Linked DNA regions of Homo sapiens: region 2 is linked to region 1. The links are chromatin loops, found by intact Hi-C in ENCODE. Cell type or tissue: heart left ventricle. All regions are shown on one strand. Links, peaks and the distances in the headings refer to the core of each region. The heading gives the core; the rest is flanking DNA.

Evidence for each region. A loop is a pair of places that touch in the nucleus more often than their neighbours do. Peaks named below come from ENCODE experiments on the same cell type or tissue, not always from the same donor. Only the 100,000 strongest peaks of a DNase experiment are listed, where the experiment ranks them.
Region 2: a loop joins it to region 1, with 4 times the contacts of the local background. A loop is called at or near these places in 1 of 110 quality-filtered maps.

The regions. Positions count from the first base shown.
Region 1 is chr20:16,332,944-16,338,326 of GRCh38, forward strand. It overlaps KIF16B (kinesin family member 16B), which reads right to left. Exons shown (of 26, transcript NM_024704.5): 24 at 2,983-3,072. Among named protein-coding and RNA genes, the nearest start is that of KIF16B, 240 kb to the right of the region's middle. In heart left ventricle, for the core only: no CTCF peak of the experiment used is centred there; no DNase peak of the experiment used is centred there.
Region 2 is chr20:16,394,639-16,400,021 of GRCh38, forward strand. The region is part of intron 17 of KIF16B (kinesin family member 16B); the gene reads right to left. Among named protein-coding and RNA genes, the nearest start is that of KIF16B, 180 kb to the right of the region's middle. In heart left ventricle, for the core only: no CTCF peak of the experiment used is centred there; a DNase peak (open chromatin) is centred at 2,603; H3K27ac peaks cover 733 bases.

The DNA of each region.
Region 1 (5,383 bases), core at 166-5,165:
GCACCCCAACCATCCATACTCGGTATGGCCATTAAAATGACCTTTTAAGTGTATAAATAAAACCACTTTGTTACCAGGCTTAATACTGTCCAGTGGCTTCCCATGCACTAGGAATACAGTTCAAGGCTCCACATGATAGAGTCCCTTCCTACCTCTTTGCCCACATTCCTCTACCATCCTCACCACTTTTCCAGGCCTTTTTGTTCTTGGAACAAACCAAACTTGGTTCTACTGCAGGGCCTTTGCACTTGCTCTTCCCGTGAGTTACAATGTACCCACCTCCAGATTTTCACGGCTGGCTCTTTCTCAGCATTCAGATCTCAGCACAAATTCCACTCTTTCAGAAAGGTGTGCCTGGTCTGCCCCACCTAAAGTAGTCCACTACCCAGCTCTCATGCCACACTATCACAAGGCCTGGTTTTATTCACTTTACACAAGCTGAAATTGCCTTATTTATTTGTTCACTGTTTATTCTCTCTACTTCATGAGAAGAGGGAATGCAGCTGTCTTGTTCACAATGTGTTCACCATGCAGAGTTGCTCAATACAGATGAGTGAATTAATGAATGACACCAACTTGATTTTCTTCATTTGAAGGTTTTTTAAAACATGTTTGTAATACACCCTTTTTCCTCTGGAAAATACTCTCATGTATGTGATAATCTGTGTTCATTCATTTTGCCTGGTACCAAGTAACTTCTTCGACTCACTGGTTCATGTCATTCTTAACCTTGGGTATGTTTTCTTCTATTATATCTTTAAAGATTGTTTCTGTTATGTTCATTCTGGAGTTTTCTTTAAAAACACAGATTAGAGTTGTATATTGGTGCTCTGAAAACTCTTTTAAATATCTCTCAGCTAATGTATCAACTAGAATGCCACCTTGTCAGGAGCCCAACCCTGAAACAACCTTGTACTAAAGTGTGCCCAACACCTTCTGCCCCACCATTCTTTATTGCTAATTTTCATATAAGGCATGTAACTCACTTTAAATGGTAACTGCAACACTGCATGCTTACTCTTAAAGTGCTAGCTATTATTTTCTCCTTGTTTACTGTCTGCCCCATATTTAAGATATATAGAAGAAGAAATTTTTGTTCTTGTCTGTCACAGTCTTACTGGAATCCAGAAAAATGTGCCTACACAGAATGGGTTGAAGTAATCAAATAATCAATATAAAATAAATACATCCTGGAATGAATGTGTGTGTGTGTATATAAAGTCTGAGTGCTTTTATTTCATGGAAATTGCTTTTGCTAGGTATTGCTTTGGGAATTCAGTGAGTTTAATTAAATACGCAAAATCCGTCCGTTATTAAAATACTGATGTAGTAACTTAAAACCAAGTGGTTAATGAGCTGCAAAGCTCACTTTAAAAACAAGCTGCTCTGTACATTTCATATGTACACAATACTTCTTTTAATTGTCAATATTGATTTCAGCCACGAAAATTAAACTGCAGAAACAAACTTAATAACTTGATTTTGATGTTATTACTGTTACAAGAAGCCTCTTGGGAACAAATTCCCACTTGAAGTTTCCTAAATTTTTAATAAAAGACTAGAGAGTGTGACAGCTTAGTAACAGAATTTCAGAGATAGCTTAAGATATGGTTTGGATGTGTGTTCCTTCCAAATCTCATGTTGAAATATGATCCCCAATGTTGGAGGTGGGGCCTAGTAGGAGGTGTTGGATCTTGAGGGCAGATTCCTCACAAACAGCTTGATGGTATCCCATGGTAATGAGTACCTTGAGATCTGATTGTGAAAAAGAGTCTAGGACCCCCTCCTTTCTCTCTTGCTCCCTGTCTCCCCATGTGACACACTGGGTCCCCTTCATATTCCACCATGATTGGAAGCTTCCTGAGGCCCTCACCAGAAGTGCTTCATGTACAGCCTGTAGAACTGTAAGTCAAATAAACCTCTTTTCTTCATAAATTACCCAGTCTCTGGTAATCCTTTATAGCAATGCAAACAAACTAACACAGCTTAATTCTACCTGAGCTCAAGATTCTTCTATACACCAGGGAACTATTTTATTTACAAAAAGCTATTTCTCTTTGTATTTTATATCAGATTTTAAAAAGGGTGGAAGCCATGAGAATGTTAAGGAAACATTATTTAATGTGAACCAAATTAGTGAACCAAATTTCTAACTATATTTTAAAATGTCATAAAAAACCATAAAAATAGTGCTCAAAACCAATAATTGGTGAAAGCAGGCTAGTTAGACAATGACTGTTGATTGATCTGCAGTCAGTTCAACACAAAATTCCCAGAAAGCTGGACCTAGATAATGCTTCCTTTAGTTGAAGTAAAATCATCTTCATCATCATCATTACTTGGAAAACACACATTCCTTCTAGGAATACTTTGCTTAAAATTACTTGAGAAACCTGTGTTTGTTCAAAAAGGAAAAGACGACTAATGTATTAATACCCTCTGGATATTTGATCTGATGCATGAAATGCTTTCTGGTCTCTAGATAATTCTGCATTTTCTATCTACCTTTCCCTCTACGTTCAATGGCAAAATAACTGTTATGACTTGACTTCTCATTAAGTATAAGACTAAGCATGAATGTAGTCTTTCTTTTTTAAAGAAAAAAGTGTAAATCTATATGAAGAAGTTATTTTAATTTTAATAGGTCTCATAATTGAGAAGTTATAAATTGATTAAAATATGTATTTAAAATTTACCATAAAATTTATGAGAAGGATGGAGTTCACTTACTGTCATTGTAATATCACTTTCAAAATCTTCTGTTAAGAAAATGTTTAAATTGTGTAGAACAGAAATGGAACAAAGAAGAAAAAATTTAAAGTTATCTTTGATAAATGGGTTATTGAAGTAAGACTTAGTGACACTAATAAGCTAGTATCTGAAAGAGAGAGACAGAGAGAGAGATAACATTGCTAATGCAATCAGCTCATTTACTTTATAAAATGAATGCTCTTAATCGGAGATAATAATTTCATAACTTACCTCTGCATACTTTAACTTCAATGTTTTATGCATTTCTCGAAAACGACTGTAACGCCTGAATACAGTCCATGTCTCATCTAGGACAGTAATCTATTAACCAGGAAAACCAAAATGAATAAGCATTAAGAAGCAAAAGTCACTAAAATTTTTCAAAAGAATTTAAAAATTAAATTTAAAAAAAGTGATTAGCATGTAAAATTTCTCTAGAACTGAAAACATTAATCTAGCTGCATAAATACAACTTAGAAATAATAAATGTACTTTACTTAAACATGCAGCTTTGGCTCTCAGATCTTGTTACAGGCAGCTTGTCTATGTAAAGTGAAGGGCAGATGGTCATCTCTTAATTGGTTATAAAAAGTGTCCCTTTTTATAGAAACACTTTTAAAGAAGAGGAGGTGGAAGAGGAAAAAAATCTCACTGCCTCTCAGTCATTGTTAGTATAATAACACAACAGTATATTTTGCTTTTTTTCAGAGGGAGAATAATCAATTCAGCCTTTAATAGGCTAGCTGGAGTGGAAACTCTGTTGCACATCAGCTCACATATGAAAGGTCACAGTGACAAGAAGAGGCAGGTAGACCACATCAGCCTTTACAATCACACCTAAAGCACAGGCCAATGAATCTCCAATTCCTTTCTCCACTTCCCACCTTTCTTCTGCGCTCTAGACCCACATACCCAACTTGGCACATCTTTCTTCCCATGTCACCCAGGAACCTCCAATTCAATTTGTCCAAAACCATACTCAACATATTCCCTCCAGTCCCAGCTCTGGTATTCTCCATTTCAAAGCATTCTACCACCACCTACCCAGCAATGCCAGCCAGAGATGCTGAAGTCATCCCTGACCTCCCTTCTCTTCCTATCCCTGCATTCAAGCAAGTGCTAAGTCTTGCTCCTTTTGCCTTCTAAACATTTCTTAGAACTTTATCCTTCCATCCTTTGCCATCAGCACCATTTGACTTTAGGCCTTTGGGTCTCCTGTGGACTCTGCAAGAGCATCTCCCAACTGTCCACCCCACATCTGCCCTCTCCAATCTCTTTTCTGCATGACTGAAAACAGATCTTTTAGAACTCAAATCTAACCATTTGATTTGGGAGGTGACCCTCCTTAAGGCGAGCTTCATGCTGCTCATAGAAAAAGACCTACATTTTTAACCTGCCCACAGCAGCCTGTCTGCAGGCCTCTCCTGCTAGGTGTCTTCACTCCTGCTGCATCCCTGAATGCGCATATTCTCTGCCACCTCAGGGCCTTTGCACGGGCCATGCTCCTTTATGGGAACTTAACTTGCACATAAGGGAAATGCTCTTCTCAAGCACAATAATTCAGCCTGATTCTCCCGCAGGTAAATCATAGGGCCATCAGTAGAAAGTAGAAACAAGAAAGAGAGAAGACACAGGTGGGCAGCTTTGTAAGGAGGAGTGAGTCTGAGTCCCAGCCATTCTTTCATTCGCTCACTTCCCAAAAGTGGCAAATGAGATGATCTAGGGTGTATGAGGATGTACATTTTTAAATTTTTCATCATTCTGGTTCTGTACTCATTTTTTACAATAACTTTTCAATTGTGGCAGGTTTCTTATGAGTTTCCTTGAAAAAGACATTTCCATAAGAAAACAAAAGTGAATGTATTTACAGAAAATCATTACAAACAAGAGTGGAGGTGCTCTGCAGTAGTAAGCATTTAAAGCTGGCAAGCACGTCACTTGAGCTTGGGAAACCCTGCTCCTGGCTGTGAGCTGGTTGGCCTTCCTCTCTGGCTTGCTCCTCCTCAGCAGACCCCACTGAGGCACTGAGAGCAAGGCCAGCACAATCAGTGAGGATGTGGGGGCTTCCTCCGGCCCACAGCCCAACAATCCACAGTCTTGGCTGGACACAAACCAGGTGGCAAAGACAAAACTGGAGCACAAGTGGGCCCTGCTGCCTTCCAACAGGGCATGCTGCAGCCTGTTTGCACAGAAAAGCCCAGGAAGTTAATGGAACCACTTCATGACCTGTGAGTAGTAAGATGCAGGATGTTTCACAGGTGAGACTATACTATACTGGGACTCAAGATTCCTCAGAAAGCCACCTCCAAAAGCCTAGGTTTCTCACATTCCTCAGACTGATGTTCCTGGCTCTCCTTCCTTCTCCTGAAATGCTTCCACTGCACTTCTTGGGCTCATGGGCAATCATCAGCAAAATCCCCCAGGACCTCAGCCTCTTCTGGAACATCCCTTTCATCTTTGCTGTAACTGAAACCCGGCTCTCCCGTGAGGAAGCACTTCCGTGGCAATGCTCTCCAGCCGGGACTGTCTTCTCCCCCCACACTCTTCATCCTACCGTGCTGGGATGGCGGTCGATACTCTTGTTCTTCACTCCAACTTCCAAATAACTGCTCCTGTATCCTCTCTGAACTCT
Region 2 (5,383 bases), core at 205-5,204, 62 kb after region 1:
TCAACTAAAACACAGGCTAACTACCAAGTTACCAGCAACATAAATACTGCCAACTCCATGTATAAAAAGTCCATGCTCAAGGTGAGCAAGAAAAAAAAAAGGATAAGACAAATTATAAAGTAGCAGCGAGTGAGTGAGAAGAGAAAAGTGTGCTTGCAAGGGAATGTGGTCTTCTTCCCTCCCAGGACACGCAGTGGGGACCATGACCTCACATGAAGGTGCAAACCTTGTTGAGAATATCTCCAGCTACCAGCAGATTCTGTTTCTGAAGCCCTTTCTACATTGTTAGAAAGCAAAGGGGAAAAGTGCATTCCCCTTAGTTCATGTTTATTAGACGTCTAAGTTCCAGGTATGCTGCTGTGCACTGAGTAAACAACAAACTAGATTCTATGTCTGTTTTCTGGAAGTGTACAGTCGTGGACAGCAAAGCTAAGGCTCAGTACAACAAAGGGCATACCCCTGTCATCGGTGTCTTCTTACTCTCTCCCTAATGTGATGTATTCATCCTCCCAGTTTAGTCAAGGCAGAAAGGAGATGAGGAAGGGGAGAGGAGGGGAGAGGAGGGAAGAGGAGGGGAGGGGAGGGGAGAGGAGGAGAGGGGAGGAGAGGGGAGGCCAAGGGAGGGGAGGGGAGGGGAGGAGAGGGGAGGCCAAGGGAGGGGAGGGGAGGAGAGGGGAGGCCAAGGGAGGGGAGGGGAGGGGAGGAGAGGGGAGGCCAAGGGAGGGGAGGGGAGGAGAGGGGAGGCCAAGGGAGAAGATATGAAAGAAATAGGGAAGGAGTGGGACACAGGGAGGAAAACAAAACTATTTCCTTTCATATAAATGTTGTCATCTGGGGAGAAGCCCTCACTATCTCCTTGGTGCCTTTGGCTTTTGGTATTCAAATCCCAGAACTCTACATTTGGAATCTAGTTCTTTCAAGCTTTACATTCCAGAAATCCATTTCCATTCTTAATCTGAAAGCACCAGGAAGGCGGATGCTAATCTCATAGAGCATTCTAGTACAGCAAGTAGCTCAGCACAGAACTAATTAGGAGCTTGGTGAGTCTTTGGTGATGACCAGGATGGCCAGGACTTGCTTTTAGAGACAGCCACTGTTAGCCAGATTCCCTAGACTCTAGGGCCTGTGAATACAGCCTAGAACTGTGTCTAGGAGGGTGTAATTATATCGACACATTCAACACTCTAAGGAGGCCCATTTTCAGCTTGAAAAAATAAATAAATAAAAAGGATAGTCTCATCTATCAGTGGGAATGATGGTGATATATGTATAAACAATCTGTAAAATAATTTGTGAACATGCATCGAGAGCCTTAAAACTATATGTACTCTGGCCTGGCAATTCTACAGCTACTTCCTCCCCGCTGAGGAATTAATCATGAGAAAATGCAAAGATTCAGCTACAAAGCTCTTCAGCCCAATAACTTGTGATAGTTAAAAAACAGACAACAAAATGCCTACCACTAGACGTTAAATAAGGTACGGCAGGGGTACCCAGTCCCCAGGCTGCGGACTGGTACCAGCATTCGATTTGCATAGGAGCGCAAACCCTATCATGAACTCCACACACAAGGGATCTAGGTTGCGCGCTCCTTATGAGACTCACCTAATTATCTGAGGTGGAAGAGTTTGATCCCGAAACCATCCATCCCCCTCCTCTGTCCCTGTCTCTGAAAAAACTGTCTTCCACGAAACTTGGTCCATGGTGCCAAAAAGGCTGGGGAGCACTGAGGTATGGAATAGTCATACAATGGAATATCATATGGACATTAAAATAATGTAAAAAAATTTATGAAAGAAAAAATAATAAGTGCAAAGAACTCTAAAGTCCAATATTAATCCATCTTGGTAAAAGATATAAAATATAAATATATATATATAAATGTGTGTACATATATAAATGTGTGTGTACATCTACACACAGAGAGGGAGAGGCAGAGACAGAGAGATGGACAGTGGAAGAAACAGAGGTATGGGCTAGAAGGTATGGTAACATGTTAACTGTAGTCGCTTTTTTTTTTTTTTTTTGCTTATGATTTCTAAATTTCCCATAATGAACACATTAAAGTAAAAAATACATTTAAGTATCACTCATTCGTCTTCTTCCCCGATTGTCGGTGACTTCAGACCAACCTCTGAGTTAGGGGCCTTCCGTGGCTGCTGGGTCTGCACTAGCCCTGATGCTAACCAAACCCCCTCAGGCTGCTGCACTCCTTGGGATGATGCTCCTTCAATGGCTCACCAGAAACAGGTTTAATCCTGATTTTTGATATTCTAACTGGGTTTGAAAGCTAGAATTTAATTATTCAAATACATCCATCTAAATGGGCTCACTACTGGTTAGTGCTCAGAGGAGGCTAATGTGCCAGTGAAAAATTCTTTTATTTTCAAGACTGAAATGAGCTTGGAAGTTATCTAATTTTGCTTTGAGCACTTTCAAGAAGCTGTGAAAGCCTCTGCATCTTGCCAAATTAGCTGCCTGTTTGCAGTCTCAAAGCAAGGCAGAGGAGGCTTGAGCAGTCGGCTTGGTTTCTTCTTAAAGACGCTGCACCAGCTGAGGAGGAATGTTTCCCCTGCAGGAAAATTATCTCCTGGCAAAGACCCTGGCTGGGCACCTCTCCAATGTGGAACTAACTCCCAAAGGAAGTCACCAGGCTTCTCTGCCTAATCCAAAAATTCTCTGGCACCAAGTATCACGCATGTGTGCGTACAAATCATGGCTTCCAGAGAGTTTGAGGTGTGGGCCAGCAGTAATTTCCCAAACTATGTTCCAACTCTATGTGCCCAGTTAGGCTGATACAATGTTCTTGGGGAACAAGAACTTTGCTTTTAAAACTGCAAATCTTACTATAATTCAGACCACAGGGTATTTTTTAGACATGGGCTGTTTAGAAAATTAGTAGATGGCCTGCTGAACAGACAAAAATCACATTGCTCTGAGGATAACTTGGAGCTTACTGGATACAATAATTTGCAAACCAGTCATTCTTTTGGAGAGCTTTGTTCTGGGAAAAACTGAGTACTATGCAGCAATTTTTCAGTCAATTGCAAAAACATACTCATGTCTACACAATACCAAAGAAACCAAGAGGTATGGTAATTGTAATGCCACCAAACTTGTAGAAACACATCTGTGTGGGTGAGAGACTCACAAAGATAGGGGCCAAGTAATGTGGAGATAGAAAACAGCACACAGGGACCACTGACAAAAGACCTGGGCAGACCTGTGAGAGGGCAGACGCATCCTTTGTGCTGAGAGCACATGTGCTGGCCAAAACCTACAGCTCAATGAATATTTGTGAGGTGCCCACTCTGTGGGGTCTTCTGGAGATTCAGAGATAAATGAAGCATAGTGCCTGCCCTCAAGAAGCCTACATCAATTAAATACACAAACATCAAATGAACAAATTTGGAAAGAGCTAAGATACAGGAATGCACAAAATGCCTGCGAGAGGATACACGGGAAGCACTTAGCTCCAACTGGAAATGCACAGAAAGCTTCCTGAGGATACGACTCTATGCTCAGCTCAAAAGAGGAAGAGGACTGGCCAAGGGAAGAAGAGGGGGAAGGCGTCACAGACAGTATTACAGATGCAGAGGCCTGGAGAAAGGTGTGACCCATGTAAATCACAGGATAAAGTTCCGAGTGGAGAGTGACTGAAAATAACATTGGAGAACAAAGTCAGAGATGATCAGGTTGAGTTGATGCTTGGAAGTCACCACCTGGTAGGTACTGAGGGGCCAGGCCAGAAGCTGAGAAGAGGAGGAGGGGGTGACCAGGAAGGGCTAAGGAGGTGTGGTGAGCTCCTTCCTCAGGTTCATGGCAGGGACAGGACTCCAGGGACAGGCCCACAAGTCTTCCCTGTGCCATCAGATAGAGAAAGTCAGGAATCACAGTGGTAACCATGCCAATCGGAGCTCTGCAACATTTGCTGCTCCTCATGTACTGACCACATTGTCCATTTAAGGAAAAAAAATCTGTCCTACATGTTCTTTGGTAGTGATGGACGACAAGATTTCCCAGAGTGAAAGATCCCTATATACTTGCTGAAGGTGGGGGCAACAAGAGGAAGAGTGCTAGGAGGACAAAGTACTCATGTAGAGCCAATTGCGGAAGGAAAAAAATTCCCAAGGGATAGAGTGGGTGATGACTGTTATCAACCGACAGGAAAGCAGGCGGCTTCACAGGGACCTGGGCAAGGGAGGGGAGTCCCAGCATTGCTAGGCAGAAGCCAGCATGAGGGCTTAGCACAGAGGAGGAGGCCAGGAGGCGTGTTTGTGTTTGTGTATACTGGGGCGGGCAGGGAAGCAAACATTTAATAGACACCTGCTTTGTATTACACAACAATTAAGAGGGTCAGCCCCTAGTTTGGCCTAAGAGGGGGAAAGTAATAAAGAGCAGAAGAAAGCTCTGAAACAAGTTTGTTTGAGTAGGAGGTGCCATCAATGCTTTTGATTCCTGTTAAAACTGGTTCTGGAGAGGTGATGAGGCAAATATGGGGTTAAGGGTCTCCAGACTCCGCACTTCTCAGCAGGGCTTGGTCACCTGCTGAAGCTACAAGACTGCTCACAGGGCTTGGTGACTATGTAGGTACCCTAGGAGGTGACTTACAATGAGATGCAATGCATTGGGAGCACAGGTCTGGGGTGACATGTGTGGCTTTCCCTAATTTAAAGATCTTCAAACTCATCCAAGTCTGGCATGTGAAAAGATAATACTACCACCGTCCTGATTTCTAACAGGCTTTACAAGTGTCTTCCCTGTTCACTAAATCATGCTCTGAGATGACTGAGCCTCGGTCTGTCTCAATCACTCAAGCCCCAGCACAGGGCTGGACAAATGATGGGCCCTCAAGCACCACTGAATGAATGATGTAAAACGGCAGGGCTGTGAACATCTATTTTATTCAACAGGGGGATTTGCCTTCATCTTCCAAGTGGAGAAATATCACCTGTGACAGGCCACACAAACCCGAGCTTTTCCCATGGGGTGTCTGATCGTTGACGGAGTCATAGTCACTTACAGGAGAAAGTTCAAGGCCCAGGGCCTAGTTTTTCAAGGTTGTACTCATTATCCTCCCTTCCTCTTGACAACCTGCTCCTCTTCCTCCCATATTTCTGTTTCAGCTGGGTGGCAAGCAGCACCCAACCAGTTACTGAAGCCAGAAACTGGAAGTCAACATCTTTTCCTTCATTACATCCCATATCCAATTCATTATCCAAACCTCATGACTTCCTGCCCTGACTGTCTCTGTAGCTCACCCTTCTAGGTTCCTCCCACTGCTGCCTCAGTTCAGGCCCTCACCTCTAGGATCCTTGTGAGCTTCTCCAGGGCTTGTGCTGCCCAGCCAATTTCTGAGAGGTCAGAGCAATGCCTTTCAATG